Linked DNA regions of Mus musculus: region 2 is linked to region 1. Evidence: chromatin loops called from intact Hi-C (ENCODE). Cell type or tissue: left cerebral cortex. All regions are shown on one strand.

The links. A loop is a pair of places that touch in the nucleus more often than their neighbours do. Peaks named below come from ENCODE experiments on the same cell type or tissue, not always from the same donor. Only the 100,000 strongest peaks of a DNase experiment are listed, where the experiment ranks them.
Region 2: a loop joins it to region 1, with 7 times the contacts of the local background. A loop is called at or near these places in 10 of 42 quality-filtered maps.

The regions. Positions count from the first base shown.
Region 1 is chr12:107,085,224-107,087,723 of GRCm38, reverse strand. The region is part of intron 1 of Gm16086 (a long non-coding RNA gene); the gene reads left to right. Among named protein-coding and RNA genes, the nearest start is that of Gm16086, 13 kb to the left of the region's middle. In left cerebral cortex, a CTCF peak has its summit at 1,299 (motif pointing left); a DNase peak (open chromatin) is centred at 1,318.
Region 2 is chr12:107,997,785-108,000,284 of GRCm38, reverse strand. The region is part of intron 1 of Bcl11b (B cell leukemia/lymphoma 11B); the gene reads left to right. Among named protein-coding and RNA genes, the nearest start is that of Bcl11b, 4.4 kb to the left of the region's middle. In left cerebral cortex, a CTCF peak has its summit at 1,324; a DNase peak (open chromatin) is centred at 1,345; H3K4me3 peaks cover 1,945 bases; H3K27ac peaks cover 2,226 bases.

The DNA of each region.
Region 1 (2,500 bases):
TAGGTGGCCATTAGAAGACAAAGCCAGTGTCACCTTGGGTAGCCCTGTGTAGACTGCTATCAGGGGAACCCCGAGTTTATTGCCAGCTGCAGTGGAAAAGCATTGCTTTGAATTTTTTTCCCTACCTAATTGTCAAAACTGAATAATATTATCAGCTTTTTTTTTTTCATCCTTTGAGTATTTTTCTAATAAGAAAGCACAGAGATACACAGCAAATAAAAGCGTAAGATTCCAGGATGCAGTGCAATCATGCAAAATGACTTTCATATCAGTTTGATAAGCAGCTGAAATTTAATAACTACATCCCTCCTATGGTGCTGGATGAAAGTCTAATACTTTCTGCTTTGGGTTCTTTCTTCTGCAAGATGCTATTCAGGACTGTAGCTGAGGCTTTTATAGTCAGAGAGATGAGAGGTTCAGTGGATTAAACAAAGCCTTGAGAGGCTGGGCCAAGCCCCAGCCAGGCCAAAACACAGTGGCTTAGAAGCTGAACTAAAGCCAAGCCTAAGGCTGCCCATGACTATGGAGAAATGATTCAAGTATCTCCATTAGCTCAAAGTTACAGGTCTGAATCACCCCCCCCCCTGGAAAGCACACCCCCTTGTTAAGAGCTATGAAATAACTGTCTCCAGAATATCTTTATGCCTTAGCTTAGGGCAAATTATTCATTGGAGGGAGAGGGACAGAGAGAGAGAGAAGGAAGGATGGAAGTAGAGAGAGAGGGAGGAGGAGGAGGAGGAGGAGGAGGAGGAGGAGGAGAAGGAGAAGGGAGAGGGGCATTTGGAGTTGAACAGAGATCCCTCCTAACTTTACAAAAAGAACAGAAATGTGATGTTATATACACTGCGTCTTGGTAGGCAACTTCCGATTGGAAGTCCTCATAGAAGACATCTATCTAAACTTCCTATGTTATGGTTAGGGAAATTACGATTTATTTAATGCTGTGTACCTGTCTTTTAAGGTCTAGTGCAGTTGTTCCAGATTCTTCCAAGGAGTCTTCCATCCCCCGACTCCAAGTCAGAAGGAAACATGCCCAGGGCTCCGAGCATCCGGCTGGCAGTGGCCATAGCCTTCAAGGTGTTATTAGGGATGTCTAACCCTAGAAAAATTGAGGGGCATTTGACGAGATAGTATCCAAACAGGTATGGGGGATGGGTCCCAGGGCGGTATGGTGATACATACTAAGGGATGTTTAGCACTGGGTTGCAGGTGCATAGGGAGAGGCCAGGCCTCCCTGAGCTGGTGGGCTGTCCACAATGGGGTTTGGCTGTCTTGCTCTTCTACTGCCCCCTCCTGGCAGAGTTCCCTGCCAAGGCATGAAGTGGGCTGCTTCTGGCTTGCTTGTCAAAAGGGTGTCAGCTAAGGGGTGGGAAGCCGAAACCCTTTCAAAACAAAGACAGCCGGGCAGATGTGAGCATTGGGAAGGCTAAAGATGCATCTTGGTAATGACTTGAGAGGCGTCCTGGGTGAATCTATATGAGAGAACCCCAGCCGCATGGTGTCCCCACCGTTGCCCCTCTGCTTGCATGGGTGCGGATAGGACCCGTTTAAGATAGGTGTAGACAGGAAGTCCCTCGGTGGAAGAGCATCGGAGCCTGTCATCGCATCCCACTACAGCCTTTAAAAGAAATTCTAACTCCAGATGTCGGCTTAGGGAAATGAATCAATTAGGCAAATGAAGACTTCCCCCATAAATCAGTGGGTGAGAGGCTTGGGTCCAGCCATGGCCCTGGTCCGGGGGATGGGATACTAGACTTGGCCAGGGCCCAGGGAGTGGACACTCCAGCCGTTCTCCACAGCCAGGTGACCCGGATCCCCTCTGCTCTTCTGAAGTTATGTTTACCCCCTTGGGAGCTGGTTTGATTTAGAGAGAGTGCTGTGAGTCTCTCCACCCCCTTTTCCTCAGAAGATAATAAAGCCTCGGGCTTCAGAGTGGGACCCAGTGTAAGCCGGTGTCACTATTCATAAAATAATTGAGTTTACACAAAAAGTGATTTCAGTAATAGCTGGCTTTTTATAAGTATGTACATTTTATTTAAAATTACTGACTCAAAAGGCAAGGTAGAAAAAAAAATCACCTCCAACAACTTCCTGTAATTGCGAATTATTGTGAGGGAAACAGAAGGGAGAGCTTTCGAAATTATGAGCCATTATGCTCAAGAGAGAAAGAGAGAGAGGGAGAGAGAGGAGAGGGAGAGAGAGAGAGAGAGAGGAGAGAGAGGCAGTGGAAGGGGGAAAAAAAGAGACAGCTCGGCTTCATGAAACACAGCTGACAAGCTCGGCTAAATTACCCCCGGACCATTACAAAAATCACTTAATTGCCGAGCATTTTGTTAGGTCAATTGACTCTAATTGAAAAAATAACAAAAAGCTTATTATGCTGCAAATGTGGCCGTGGAAAATGAGTCTTCTGTTAGAAGGAAACAATAATTCTAAATTTCAGCTGCCTCTTACACTGTGAAGTTCACTGTTTCCTTGGGGTAGAACCCACTGTAGCCGA
Region 2 (2,500 bases), 910 kb before region 1:
AGGAAAAACAAACACAGATCAGCCTGGGGAACGGTGCTAGGGAGGTAACGCAGGAGGCAGCCGCTGGCCAGGCAGAAGGAAGGGCCTGTACCAGCCATGCCAGGCAGGGTCAGGCAGAAGGAAATGCAGTCTGAGGTCCGTGGAAAAGCTCAAAGGTTTTTCTGAGGGAAACGTGGAGGTAAAATGGAGTGGCCAATTATACAGGCCCTTAATGAAGCCAACTTTTCAATAACCCACCAACAGGTTCCCGAGGAAGAATAGCAATTTTCTGTATGCACTCGTGATCCTGCACAGCAGCCAGAGACCCAAGATTTGCCGCAGAGTGAGGCTGGTTGTAGCCATTCAATGCCTCTTCAGGTTGGGTTTTGTGGTTGTTGTATGTTTTAAAGGCGGCTACGTTGACAATTGTCTGAACCTCAGGATACAGTATACCTATAATGGTCCACTTATCGTACTAAACTGCGTCTCTGATAAATTTATAGGACATGGGCCCTCTTTCTTTCTTTCTTTCTCTTTTTCTTTTTCTTTCTCTTTTTCTTCTTCTCTTTCTCTTTTTCATAGTCGGGTAGGGGCAGTGAAGTTTGTCTGCCCTTTGCACAGAAGGGAACCCCGTGTCGTTTGAAGTGTGGTATGTCAGCAGCTCGGATTCCACGGGAGAATAAAAACATGTTCTTCAAAGGTGTCATGCCAGGTTAATTTTATTCATTTGTAATTCGCACCCCAGTGAAGACAACCACGAGCACACTTTAACAGCCCCCATATTTTCAGAGGAGATTTTTTTTCTCTTATTCAAAGATTTTTGTATATCTGCTTGTTTCTTGTTTGGAGGGGGAAGCCTGCTATCTGCATGAGCCCTGGCTTTGGCAAATTTTATCTAGTCTTCAGGGTGTTTCATAACAGAAAAATAGAGTCAACTGTTCAGTCTTGGGGTTCAGTCCTGGGAGCTGGCCCGAGAGACTTGGAAAGATTAGGATTCGATGGTTAGATGCACCCTTCAGCTTAACTCCAAAGGACCCAGCAGCTCTTCCTTGGCCAGAGGAAAGATCAGCATTCGATGATGCATTTGACAGTAATTTCAGGTGAAATGGATCCATGTAAAACAGTCTACTTACGGACTCCAGTTTCCTACAGCAGCAAGGAGGTTTTGAACGCCTAATCACACTTGATTCCTGATCGATCCTCCTCACCTTTATCCATCCATTTTGCACTCTCTGTCGCTTGCTGTGATAAAATACTTTCCAAAGTAAACTTTCAGTACCATTTGCTTTTGGTTAAGGGTAAAAATGCCTGATGCTCCAAGCCGCGCCTAGCGCTTCTCGTCAGCTAGGGGGCGCTCGCTGCCCGTGTCATGGCTGCGGTGCCTTGGCCGCTGTGCCTGGGAACCCGCGTCCATCAGCACATCCGGCTGCGGCGGCTGCAACAGCAGCGGCTGCAGTTTGTGTCGCTGCAAAAATGTCTTAAGCGTGAAGTTGTAATATTGATTTTCCTGCAGAGATTTGTGCAGGACAAAATGAGAATATAAGTTTGAGAAATCTATTTTCAAGCCATTGGCATCGATTTGTAAACCCCTCCTTACCTGGCAGGTGGGGAGGCGGTTTTTTCTTTTCCTCCAATTTCCTTTTCTTTTTAAACAATTAAAATTGTTATTCCTGAATGAGTGTTTTTCTCCCCCTTGGTCTGTCCATGGTCTTGACATTCTAAACATTTTGTTTTGTTGCTTAAGCATTCACAGTCCACCTAGGGAGTCTGGGAAGAGCTGTCATCATTTTAGGGGTGGCCCATCTTAGTGTTCCCCGGGGGTGGGGTGGGGGACCACTGTGAATTGTTGCTGAAGGGGTCGTGGACCCAAGACAACCTGATAGATGGTGATCCTTTCGGCTCCGATTTGATAACAGCCCTCAATCCCATCTTCTCCACCGCGAGTCCACGGAACTAAGGGTGCAAGCACCCTTTCCCTAACGATATAGCATAATTCAAACAGTGCGGGTGATTTTGTTTGCAAGCAGTGTGTGCTTGCTGGGGCCAGTGCGCCTTGCACCTCAGAGAGTTCCCTTCATAGATGGATGTCACGATGCTCCACCGCTCCCCCAAACATGTGATTTAGTGCCGGGGGATATGTATGTGTTGATGGTGGGGTTTCTAGATCTACGATGTCTTAGCTTTAGAGTTTGTGAGATGCACAGACAGCGCAGTGAACTGGAGTCGTCTGCGCGAGTTCAGTGGATAAGCTGAAGAGCTTGCCCTGACACAGGAAAGTGCTTTATTCTAACCTGAAAGAGAAATAAATTAGGTCAGACAAAAGCCTTAGCTGTCATCGGCTGGAGGAAGAGGGCCAGCCATTTATCTGATGGTGTCTCTACTTCATTTAATGTTTGCGTCTGGCCAGTTGTAAGCATACCGTGGAGGCAAACACAGGGTAACTATGAGGAATATAGGACCTCGCAATCTTGGGTCTGGGCAACGGTTTGTAGCCTACAGAGAACTGTTTTTTGTTTGTTTG